3 separate regions of the Homo sapiens genome follow, and regions 1 and 3 are each linked to region 2. Evidence: chromatin contacts called from ENCODE Hi-C or POLR2A ChIA-PET data. All regions are on one chromosome and are shown on one strand. The core of a region is the stretch at or near the end of the contact, and the rest is flanking DNA. Distances in the headings are between cores, read along the strand shown. Region 1 overlaps TRABD2A (TraB domain containing 2A). Region 2 holds the start of DNAH6 (dynein axonemal heavy chain 6). Region 3 has its middle 24 kb from the start of KCMF1.

Region 1 (3,946 bases), core at 689-3,188, 320 kb before region 2:
GGAAAACTGTTTAGCAGTTTTTAAAAATTAAACATGGGGCTACCATTTGATTCAGCATTTCAACTTCCAGATATATGCCTAGGAGAATTGAAAACATATGTCCACACGAAAATTTGTACACAGATGTTCATGGCAGCATTATTTATAATAGCCAAAAAGTGGAACCAATCCAACTATCCATCAACTGACATGGATAAATAAAAGGTGATATATACACACAAATGGAATACTATTTGGCCATAAAAAGGAAAGAGGTACTGATATATGGTACTACATGGATGAACTTTGAAAACATTATGCTAAGTGAAAACAGCCAGTCACAAAATCATATGATTATATTTATATGAAATGTCCAGAACAGGCAAATCTATAGAGACAGAAAGTATTCATAGATTAGTGGTTGCCAGGGGCTGGGGTCAAAACGATGAAAATGTTTTAAAATTAGATAGTGGTCATGATTGCATGATTTTCTGAATATACAGAAAAAATCACCGACTGGCATACGTTAAAAGGATGAATTTTATGTTATGTGAATTATATTCAAATATTAATAAAACTGTTATAGAAATATAAGGGGTTTGGCTCCCACATTATGCTCATTGAAAAGTTCTGCCACAAACAAACTGCAGTTTGTGCCCTCAGCAATGCCCGTGAGTATGTGGTAGTTTTCTTCTTCTGTAAGTCCTGTGTTTCATGTCTGGATTGGGCACCGTGTGCACATTTGTACTGTCTCAACAAATGGCTTCTTGGAACAAAGCTGTTAGCCTGGGCCTCACTCTTGAGGCACCGTAACAGTGGTGCAGACCCCAGATGAGAAAGTTAGGAAACAGAGCCAGTGGTGGTGTCCCAATGCACCACCCCGGGTCTGTGTGGATGGAAGGTGCCCAGGTGCTGGAGTGTGGGCTTCTGCTTTCCACCCCTGCCAGACTTAGGTGAGCTCCCAAAAACTTCCCGTATGTCCCGTGGCAGGGGTAATGGGGCGCTGGGGAGAGGGGAAAGGTCGACTGGGTTCTGGGCTGGTGGGAGGCTGGGGCACAGCTTGGTCTGAGCAGTTCGGTGGGTGGGCCCTCGTGGTGGGGGTTCTGCCAGGCAGGTGGAACAGGCAACACCAACACCTGAGCTTGCCCAGTACTCAGGGCTTGATTTGTCATACTGATGCAGGGCTAGATTGGGGCTGACAGCCCCTGGGCACTCCTGATGCCCGAAGTGCCCAGGGGCTGTGAGCCCCCATCTAGCACTGGCTCCTTCTAAGGCAAAGTTATATTCCTGTAGCTGCTTTCTCTCTGTGCCTTCTGAAGGCTAAGTTGAACAGAGGAAACTACAGAAATTGCTCCGAAACACATTACCGTGTGCTTTTAAAACTTAAAAGCTGTGTGGTTAGCAAACTTTTAATTGCAAAATGAGGATAACTGAAAATGGAAAGTACTGGAGTTTTAAAATCAAGCAGCGACTTTTGTCATGGGGATCTGGATATAAAATGCGAAGATTAGAAATGGAAATCACCTTTGCAGTAGAAGAAAAATTGAAGTCAGAAGTGCTAAGTGGAAACTATAATCACTTGTTCTAAATTGCCAGTTCCTTATTTGCAAATGAATAACCTAGGATCAGTGGTGAAAGACATGACTTTTTTTCTTATTTAGGTGTCGATCTTAAATCAGCTCATGCTGATTTTTGGCTCCTGTTTGCCAGGGTTACTTCTCCAGTGGCCTCCTCTCCTACCCCACATTTCTAGGTTACAGCTATCGCCCCTGCACTGGCAGCTGTCTAGGCTGGTCTAGGCTGTGGGGAGGAGAGGGGAGGATGGGAGGGAATGGTTTTGCCAAACTTCCCTTTCTGAGCCCCTGCTGACCCATGAACACCCCCTTTGATGCATGAGGGTGAAAATGAAAGCAGGAACCATGGGCCTTCTGCTTCCTTCTCGGGGCCTATTTGCTGTACTGCCGCAGGCTCCCAGGGTTCCCTGGTTGTGACTCCTGAGACTACAGTGGGTTTGTCCTATGCAGAAACCTCCAAGAATGACAGATCTTAGATTAGGTTGCCTTTACTTTTTCTAGAAAGTGGTGATTGGGAAGTAGCCATTCCTTCCGTCCCACCAGCCTCCCTGTTTTTTCAGAGAGCACAATTGCATTCCATCCTGTAGTTGGGAATTCCCCCCCCTCCTTTTTTTTTTAATTGAGACAGAGTCTTGCTCTGTCACCCAGGCTGGAATGCAGTGGCATGATCTCGGCTCACTGCAACCTCTGCCTCCCGGGTTCAAGTGATTCTCCTGCCTCAGCCTCTCAAGTAGCTGGGATTACAGGTGCCTGCCACCATGCCCGGCTAATTTTTGTATTTTTAGTAGAGATGGGGTTTAACCATGTTGGCCAGGTGGGTCTTGAACTCCTGACTTCAGGTGATCCACCCGCCTCGGCCTCCCAAAGTGCTGGGATTACAGGTGTGAGCCACTGTGCTCAGCTTGAATTCTTGTATTTTCTCCAGACCAGTGTCCTCACCTTTCAGGATCCTGCTCACATATCACCTCTTCTGGGAGGTCTTACCAGGTTGCAGTTTGATGTCCAGGCTATCCCCTTAGCTTTGTGACTTCAGGTAACTTGCTGCATTGTTCTGATCTTCAGTGTCATTGTCTCTGAAATGCTACTGATGCTGCCCTGCCTGCCTTGCAGGACTGTTGGCAGGCCTGATTCCAGAAGCTCTCTAGAACTGTACTGTGCTGGACAGATAGGCAGGGGGCTTGGCAGGGTAATTTCTTGGTTCTAGGGTGTGTGTTTGGGGAGTATGTTTGGTGGTCCTGAGAGCTGCAGCATTTCAGGTTGTTTTTCTCACTGCAGGTCATTTCATGGGCAACAACACAGTGCTGGATGTTTTGCGGCGTGAAGGCTATGAGGTAGAACACGCCCCTGCTGGACGACCCATCCACAAGTAACCGTCCTGTGCTTCTATCTTGGCTGGGGAGCTGAGACCCTCATGGGGCTGCCTGGGCACCAGGGTGGGCTGCTATCTTGAGGAGCTCCAGAGAACCCCTGCCTCGTCATTTCCCCCACACTTGACCTTACATGGACATTTGGCACCAGCTCAGCTGGCTCTGTGTGGCTGGGGCTGTGTCAGACGTGGTTGGCAGGATGGACACTTTGGGCTGCAGGGGCCACACTGGCGTTTTCCTCAGTGGTGTTTGGCAAGCGGGGGAAGGTGAAGGGAAGGTTGCCCAGGGGTTGAGGGGTAGGGGAAAGGAGGAGTAATTAGGCTTAATGCCCAGTGTCCTTTGCCCTAGGTGTTTTGGAAGTTTTCGGGAGGCAAAATCGGGCCATGACAGTGGTAAACAGGCCAGAGGGGTTAGGGGTGCAGGGAGTGCATGTCTCACCCTTCTCAGGGGCAGGAGAAAGCACCTTTTCTCTGAGCTGTTTCCTCCTCCCTAGGTTTATTTCTCTCTCTTTTTTTTTTTTGGCCAAACTGCCCTCTGCCCTTTCAGACCTTTCTGTAAAGAACTCAGGAGGCCCAGCCCCCAGCCCTCAGCAATGCTGTCCACCCACTGGCCTCCCAACTGGTCGTCCATCCTGGTGGGCCCCAGGTGTCCTTCCCCTTCCCCTGTAGTAGTCTGTTTGGGCTGTCATAACAACAACCACAGACTGAGTGATTTAATCAACAGAAATGCATTTCTCACAGTTCTGGAGGCTGAAAGTCCCAGATCAAGGTGTCAACGGGACTGGTTTCTCTTGGGACCTCTTTGTTTGGCTTGTAGATGGCCGCCTTCTCTTCCTGCCGGCACATGGCATTTTTTTTTTCTGTAAGCGAGCATCCCTGGCCTCTCTTCTACTAAGGACACTAGTCCTATTGGACTAGGGCCCTCATGTGAACTGAATCACCTCTTTAAAGGCCCTAACTCCAAATGGTCACATTCTGAGGTACTGGGGATGGGGCTTCAACATGTGAATGTGGGGGGCACACATCA
Region 2 (4,115 bases), core at 1,191-3,690:
AGTGCTAAGATTACAGGCATGAGCCCATGCGTTTGGCTTATTTTTTAAATAGTTACTATCACTAGGTGAAATTGTTCAGTCTGCTTATTTAGAATTACTAGAATGTCAACAGGAATCTTGTCTGCTTTGTTCATTTTTGTTCATTTATATTTGTTTATTTTGTTCATTTATATTTGTTCATTTGCTTTGTTCATTCCTCAGAGCATGGCTCAAACCCTGGCACAGAGTACGCACATAACAAACTTTTAATATACATGAGTAGATGGCATTGGTGACAAATTAAACAACTTTAATCATCAACGGTTAGTGATACACTTTTGTCAAGTGAAGGCAAATACGTCAGAGAGAAATAGATGTAGCTAACGTCTAATGGTGGAGAGGACAACTTTTACTTTTTAATTTTTTCGCTTTCACTGCTCTTTACATGCGTTTATAATTATCCAAGGGCATAAATGGTTTCTAAAAATTAAGTATTTTCAACATGCACACAATTTTTTAAATACAAAGGCATGTACTTTGAAAATAATAAAACTATATAACTAAATATAACATTTGCTAAACTTCTCAGTGTTAAATGGTACCCTAATATCTAAAAGTGCCTAATAGCATACATAGTTAAGTATCTGTATTGTACATAATCCTAGAGAGGACTTATCTGCCTGAAAACTTTGTTCACCACTGTATCCTTCAACTTAAACAGTGCCTAGAACTTAATATTTGTTTAATAAATATTTACCGTATTTACAACTACATAAGCAGTTATTATCTTTTAGCTTTTCATTCCTTCTTTGTCAGTTCAGAGTCTGGACATGACTTCTATCCTCCAAAGCAATTTTACAACTTCCTCTGTGGCTACAGAGGCTAAAACAATGGTTTTTGAACTTACCAAAGGCTCTAGTTTTATAGGCTGCTGTCGTTTTCTTGTCTTCTCCTGAGCTTTTGTAATGTGCCTAAACGTTAGGATTTGTGTATCAGATTCATTTTCTGTGGATGTCACATAACTCACTCTTTGTTTGGCTTTTATATTATTCAGTCTTGAAAGTGCAGAATTTTCGGCATACTCTTCAATATTTGTCAGGTCAAATTCACTATCTGTGGCCCGAAAAGTCATCCTTACTCCTGAAAAGAATAGGTGAGGAAAAAGAAAATGAAAAGTAGATCAAAAGGATTGGGGAAGGAGGCTACTGGAGAGGGACTTAAGGACTAGGAAGAGTTGAATTCGCTCACTTCCCTCAAATAAAACCCATCAAAGTTACCCCAGTCTTCCCGAACTGAGGACTTGAACCAAAGGAATAAAAAATTAGAAACTGTGCCTAGGCTTCAAGAACCCCTGTAGCTAGGGTGGAACCCAGGAATTTGCATTTCTTGCAAGTTCTTGGCGGATGCTGCTGCTGCTGCTCATCTGGAGACCACACTGGTCTAGATTTGGAAGGACAAAAGGAAATGTAATTAGTATTGAGATCAATGTTTCTCATCTCCTGCGGAACTTGTTCAAAATGCAGCTAATTCTAGTACACGCAGTCTGAAAAATACAGTATAGGTACTCAAGAAGAAACAAAGGGAAAAAAAAGAATTGAGGGCTAATTTCTTACACAGTGCTTCTGGAGCTTTAACGTGCAGGACAATCACTTGCAGAGCTTGTTAAAATGAAGGTTCTGATTCATACACTTTGAGTAGCAAGGTCCTAAAACACTAGAAATATGAGCCTTTTGTAATGGTCTTGCACTCTGCACCACCACGCACACTTTCACCCCATTAGATGAGTGGAGATACTTCGAAACACCTTCCAAAATAGGGTTAGCACAAGAGGTCTTGAATCAGGTGTCGGCAGACCTAGGTTTTATATAGATCAGTGCTGGCCAATAGAAATATGAGAGCTTTGTATGCAATTTTAATTTTCAAGCAATAGCATTTTTAAAAAAGAAATAGGTGAGATTAATTTTAATAATATGTTTTATTTACCATATACAAAACATAATCATTTGAACACACAGTATAAAAATTATAGTGATATCTTATGTTGTCTTTTGGTACCACGCCTTCAAAATCCAGTGTGCTTTTTACATATGAGCACATTGCAATTCAGACTAGCCACACGAGGTCTAAAGATTACCGTATTTAACAGCGCAGGTCCAGATTTGACCACTCAGCGTGAGATCTTGGACAAGTCTTTTGATATCGCTATTGCTCACTTTCCACCCCTCTAAAATGATGGGCGGATAGCAGACAATCACTGAAATGCCTTTCCATTGATTTTCTCTGCCTCTTTGAGCCTTTATGTTCTCCGAAAGTCAGACTTTGTTTCTGGCCCAGAAATCGGAGCCCAGGCCCGAGGGTCGGTTCCCAGGACTCACCAAGTCAAAATACAGCAACCACCGCCGAGGGTCTCCAGAGAGAGCAATGCCTGGTCGGGAGTAGAAAGTACTCGGTAGCGCGGAATGTTTCCTGTTGCTGCGTAGCAACCAGCTGGCCTCTACGGAAGCACTGCGCCACTGAGTAACACGTCGCCAGGCAACGCCTCAACCAGCCACAGCTTTCGGTCCAGGAGCGCGCCAGGCAATCGAGCCAATTAGTGTCTCCGAAACATTTCCTACTTCGCTGATTGTTGGAGAAGCCGCACAGCCTGGTTCCTCCTCTGCGCTGGGAATTGAGTACTGTGCCAGGAGGTGTAGGCAGAGCAGCCAAAGGAGGTGGTTAATTCTGTTTGCTTCGTTGCTTATCGACCACTCACACCCATCTCAACCTCTTACAGGAATTTCTTTTCTGTTTTCCTTCAAGAGGCGTAAGACTGACTTGACGTTCACTTTAATAGAAATTTATCCGAAAGAGTCGAGAATTTCAGGAGAGGAATGTGGGTTGTGTAGACAAATGAGGTCCCACTCTCCAAGGAAGCAACCACTCTGCATCCCTGCCCTACCCGCCAACCTCCTCCCGAGTGTCTTAAGGCTCAAGAAATGTGGCCTCCTCTTCCCTTAAACTCCACTGTGGCCTTCCAACTAATGTCCTTTTCCACTTGGAAGGTAACCTAGGTGTCAGGCATAGGATGAGCCCGTATTACTTGGTTCCCGTGCCCCTTCTACCAAAGCAGACCCTGGATCTTATTCTGGCGTTTAATCTCACTTAAGTTCCCAAGTGACTGTTGCTAATTTTGTATGGAGCGACCCCATCGAAGGCCAGGGCCTGTTGCTTACTCGGGATGCCTTATCCCAGTTACTGATCAGGGGAAGAAATCCTTTCACCTGTCTTGATGAATCCTTACACCACATGGAGGAGCTCTGGTTTTCAACCTTGTCTCCAAAATGACATAATCATCATTTTCTTTTGCTCTTTTCGGTTGCTCTTTGTTACCTTGATATTTGTTTCTTGCTCTATGTGAAGTTCTTTACATTATTGTACTCACAGCCTGCATCTTCTCAATCTTAACATATTCAGTTATGTATTTGATATGGTAGTATGATTCTCTAAATCACAGATAGAGCTAAAATGGAGATTACAGGTCACATAGTCCAACTCCCCTATTTGATTTGTAAGGGAACTGAAGCCCAGAGAAAGCAAGTGCTTTACTCCAGGTCAGGCAGCTAGTTGTGCCACAGACAAAACTAGAATGCAGATCTCCCAATCCCTAATGAGAAACTGGAAACAGCAAGAGAGTAAAGTCAGTTTAGAAAAAATTTTAAAAATTCTGAAAAACTTCAAATGTAGACAAAATAAAGATTAATTCCCCAGAGATGAAAAATACACACAAAACTAGTCAGCTAGTAAAATGCAATCATTGATATAAACTAATAATGGAAAAAGAAATTCAAAGCCAACTCAGTACATCGAAGCATAAAGTTATAATAACAAGCAATGTTAGACACATCCTCAGAATAGATTTCATTTCAGATGTGCAGTGAAAATTTTAATCTGTTCCCTTCAAAGTTTATGCAATGGAGACAAATCTATTGCTCCTCAATCCTAGACTCCCTTTTTTAGATTAAGGTGGATTGTACACAACTGTTACCATGTGCAGCTGAAAGCATTCCAAAAGCTAAGAAGTGTGTGTGTGTGTGTGTGTGTGTGTGTGTGTGACTGTGGTGAAGTGGGGGTGGGAGGATTGGAAGACACAGACATAG
Region 3 (4,322 bases), core at 1,379-3,878, 430 kb before region 2:
TAAAAAGAACCAAATAGAATTATATGTACTGACAAAGATATCCATCAAGTTGTTTTTTTGTTTTGTTTTGTTGAGATGGAGTCTCGCTCTTGTTGCCCAGGCTGGAGTGCAATGGCGTGATCTCAGCTCACTGCAACCTCCGCCTCCCAGGTTCAAGTGATTTTCCAGACAGCCTCCTGAGTAGCTGGGATTACAGGCGTGCGCCACTACACCCAGCTAATTTTTGTATTTTTAGTAGAGATGGGGTTTCACTATATGTTGGCCAGGCTGGTCTCTAACTCCTAACCTCAAGTGATCCGCCCACCTCGGCCTCCCAAAGTGCTGGGATTACAGGTGTGAGCCATCACACCTGACCCCATCAGGTGTTTTTTTTCTTTTTGTTTTTGTTTTGTTTTTTTTTTTTTTTAAAAAGAATATAAGGCCAGGTGTGGTGGCTCACGCCTGTAATCCCAGCACTTTGGGAGGCTGAAGCGGGCGGATCACTTGAGGTCAGGGGTTCAAGACCAGCCTGACCAACATGGTGAAAACCTGTCTCTACTAAAAAATACCAAAAAATTAGCCAGCCGTGGTGGTGCGCTTCTGTAATCCCAGCTACTCGAGAGGCTGAGGCAGGAGAATCGCTTGAACCTGGGAGGCGGAGGTTGCAGTGAGCCGAGATCGTGCCACTTCACTTCAGCCTGGGTGACAGAGCGAGACTCTGCCTCAAAAAACAAAACAAAACAAAACCAACCAAACAAAAAATATATATATAGCTGGGCATGGTGGCTCACGCCTGTAACCCTAACACTTTGGGAGGCTGAGGTGGGTGGATCACCTGAGGTCAGGAGTTCAAGACCAGCCTGACCAACATGGTGAAACCCCGTCTCTACTAAAAATACAAAATTAGCTTGGTGTGGTGGTACATGCCTGTAATCCCAGCTACTCGAGAGGCCGAGGCAGGAGAATCGCTTGAACCCAGGAGGTGGAGGTTGCAGTGAGCCGAGATCAGGCAATGGCCTGATCTCCAGCCTGGGTGACAGAGCAAGACTCTGTCTCAAAAAAAAAAAAAAAAAGAAAGAAAAAAAAGAATAAGAATGTATAGGCTGAGCATGGTGGCTCACGCCTATAACCCCGGTACTTTGTGAGGCCAAGGTGAGAGGATCGCATGAGCCCAGGAGTTTGTGACCAGCCTGGGCAACATAGTGAGACCTTGTCTCTACTAATATCAAAAACAAAAAACAACAAAAACAAAACAAAAAGTATATATATATATATGCATGTACATTTTTTGGAGGGGGAGGAGAAGGGGTCAAAGTTACACACACAGACACTTGTGTTTCTATAGGCTGACAGGACACAGGAGTCACACCAATTTGGGACCCATAGGCACTTTTTCTTACGTTATTGTTTGAATGTTGTACAATGAGAGAGCTTGGTTTTTGAAATAATTAAATGTAATTGAATTGAGATTTGTTTTGTTTCGTTTTTTTGAGACAGGGTCTCACTCTGTTGCCCAGGCTGGAGTGCAGTGGTGAGATCATGGCTCACCGTAGGTTCCACCTCCTGGGCTCAAACAGTCCTCCTGCCTCAGCCTCCCGAGTAGCTGGGACTAAAGGTGCATGCCACCACGTCTGGCTAATTTTTTGATTTTTATTTTTTTGTAGAGATGGGGTCCTACTATGTTGCCCAGGCTGGTCTCAAACTCCTGGAGAATTGGGCTTAACCAGTCCTCCTGCCTTGGACTCCCAAAGAGCTAGGATTACAGGCGTGAGCCATCACGCCTGACTGGGATTTGTTTTTAAAGTTCCAAAGAGCTTTACTAGTCTTAATCGTAATGTACATAAACTTGTATTCTATGTAAAATATAACAACTTCACAATCATAATAACCATACAGCCATCATTAGCACAGCGCCTCTAACCCACAGCCTCTTACGATTATAAATGGGAGTTCAGATAGATCCATGGACGCAGGGGAGGTTTGGTTGAGGAGCCAGGTCAGAGTCTTGGTTGGAAACACATGCAACTGTATCTGGAACCAGGGTCTGAGGCGAGCTGGGGACAGAGGGACCTCACTTCCAGCCTTCTCTATCAGCAACCCTCTAACATAGAGCTATTTCCAGGTCTAAAGGGTCTCAGAAATGTTCCAACAGCTTCTAGCTTCCTGGGCATTAGCTGCATTTTCACCTACCGGTAGCCCTAGTTCCTCATTTGCCAAAGGCCCACTGCAGGCCGGGCCCTGGTGCCAGCAGAGGAGGTCTGCACCCTCACAGCTGTAGCAGGAGGGAGACGTGCAGAGAGGTGAAGCTCACGGCCCTGGAATACGTGCACCACGGAGGTGAGTGCAAGTGGGTGGGGACTTTGTGGAACAAGTCACATCTGAGTCACTCTGAAGTATGAATAGGAGTCCACCTCATCAACCAAGGCAGGGCAGGAAATTCCAGGCAGACAGTAGTGCAGGGATGAAGGTCCAGAGACGGAAATACTTTTGAAGGCACCATATGAAGTTTATGAACAGAGGTGGAGCTGAGACACCACAGATCAGAAAGGGGAACCAGCAGAGGGTAGCAAGCAGGGGAGACAGGAAGTCAAATTTGAGCTTTAGGGAGATTTTTCTGATGGTAGGGGAGGAGAATGTGTGGGTAGAGCAGTTACTGGCCTCTTGTCCGTATAAGAAGTAATGTGGGCCTGGACTTGGAGCAGAAGTGATTCAGACCTTGCTCGCCTCGCCTCTGAGCCATATTCAAAGCTGCCCTACCAGCCTGCTGTGTCCTCTCCCCTCCCCTCCCCTCCCCTCCTCCCTCCCCTCCCTTCCCCTCTCACCTCCCCTCTCCCCTCCTCTCCCCTCCCCTCTCCCCTCCCCTCCCCTCGTATACTGTTGGTGTGCCAGCTCTCCTTTAGTCTTCAAACTTAAAGCTTGGGTGTCACCCACATCAAGAAAAGTCTATTGACTGGGTGTGGTGGCTCATGCCTGTAATCCCAGCTACTCAGGAGGCTGAGGCCGGGGGATCCCTTGAGCCCAGGAGTTCAAGGTTGCAGTGAACTATGATCACACCACTGCACTCCAGCCTGGGTGACGGAGCAAGACCCTGTCTCAAACAAAGCAAAACAAAAAACCCCAAAAAACTCCACTGATGTCCCCACCCCATCCCCCACCATTCCCGAGCTTGGTCAGGGACCCCTGCCCTGGACTCTATGATGCTCTGTGCATTTCTTTTCTTTTCTTTTCTTTTTTTTTTTTTTTTTTTTGAGACAGAGTCTCACTGTGTCATCCAAGCTGGAGTGCAGTAGTGCGATCTCGGCTTGCTGCAATCTCTGCCTCCCAGGTTCAAGTGATTCTCCTGCTTTAGCCTCCTGAGTAGCCAGGATTACAGGCATGTGCCACCACGCCCAGCTAATTTTGTATTTTTAGTAGAGACAGGGTTTCACCATGTTGGTCAGGCTGGTCTCGAACCCCTGACCTCATGATCCGCCCACCTCGGCCTCCCAAAGTGATGGGATTACAGGCATGAGCCACCACGCCCAGCAGCTCTATGCATTTCTGAGTGTGAATCCCATTGCTTTATGATTGTGTTCTGGTTTTTGTTTTACCACTAGATTGTGATTTTCCTACCAGGTCTCATTCATTCTTCTGACTCCAATGCCTATCACAAAGCCTGGCACAGAGAAGATAAGAGCAAATATTTGTGATTGAATGAGTAAATGATGAATGAAAAGTGAAGACGGGAGATGAGAGAGGTATTTGGAGGTGGAATCAGGGTAACTTGGCAAGTGATTGGCAGGGATAGTGCAGAGGGTGGGTGGTGAGAGGGTGGCATCGAAGATGACTCCAGGTTTTCTGGTTTGGGAGTAGGGGAGCTCTGAACTGTTTTTATTCACAATACTTCTGCCACCAAATGTGTGAGTTTTTTCTTATACTGACCAGTTATTCAACTCTCCAGATACCAATTGGGTATCCAACAAATCAATTCCATTCTGACATTATCTACCTAGAATTAGTGTCAATGCCACCAAAGAGCTCCATCCCGCAAGACTGCCCTGATTTCAGATGTCGGTTGCTGGTACCAGGTTACCATCTGTATTTCTAACCAACCAGCTATAGAAGTCCTAGGTTACCACAACCCCCTCTTCATGTTCAATAATTTGCCAGAATGGCTCACAGAACTCGGAAACACTTTCGTTAGGCTTACCACTTTATGATCAAGGACATATGCTCAGAGACAGCCAGGTGGAAGCATAGGGCATGGTATTGGAGGGGCACGCAGGGCTTCTATGTCTCCTCTGGGCAGGCCGCCCTCCTAGCACTTCAGTGTGTTCACCAACTGGAAGCTCCCCGAATCTCAT

What was found. A loop is a pair of places that touch in the nucleus more often than their neighbours do. ChIA-PET counts read pairs that join two places held with the same protein, here RNA polymerase II (POLR2A). Pooled maps may share reads with other maps.
Region 1: a loop to region 2 is called in a pooled map, with 2.0 times the contacts of the local background. The contact joins the enhancer-like site here to the promoter of DNAH6 in region 2. A Hi-C loop is called at or near these places in 7 of 50 pooled maps.
Region 3: a pooled map shows a loop between it and region 2 (2.4-fold over the local background). The contact joins the enhancer-like site here to the promoter of DNAH6 in region 2. A Hi-C loop is called at or near these places in 4 of 50 pooled maps. POLR2A ChIA-PET finds 5 or more read pairs at or near these places in 2 of 52 experiments (WTC11 and naive thymus-derived CD8-positive, alpha-beta T cell).

The regions. Positions count from the first base shown.
Region 1 is chr2:84,831,028-84,834,973 of GRCh38, reverse strand. TRABD2A (TraB domain containing 2A) reads left to right here. Exons shown (of 7, transcript NM_001277053.2): 5 at 2,829-2,919. Among named protein-coding and RNA genes, the nearest start is that of TRABD2A, 48 kb to the left of the region's middle. Within about 2 kb of position 1,938, at least 8 of the 41 ENCODE cell types and tissues checked have a DNase peak (open chromatin) inside an H3K27ac peak, as active enhancers do.
Region 2 is chr2:84,514,823-84,518,937 of GRCh38, reverse strand. DNAH6 (dynein axonemal heavy chain 6) reads right to left here and starts at 2,440. Exons shown (of 77, transcript NM_001370.2): 1 at 2,355-2,440; 2 at 887-1,119. The coding sequence starts at 1,111.
Region 3 is chr2:84,944,622-84,948,943 of GRCh38, reverse strand. No RefSeq gene overlaps it. Among named protein-coding and RNA genes, the nearest start is that of KCMF1, 24 kb to the left of the region's middle. RefSeq lists an enhancer at 2,361-2,530 and a silencer at 2,701-2,850. Within about 2 kb of position 2,628, at least 20 of the 41 ENCODE cell types and tissues checked have a DNase peak (open chromatin) inside an H3K27ac peak, as active enhancers do.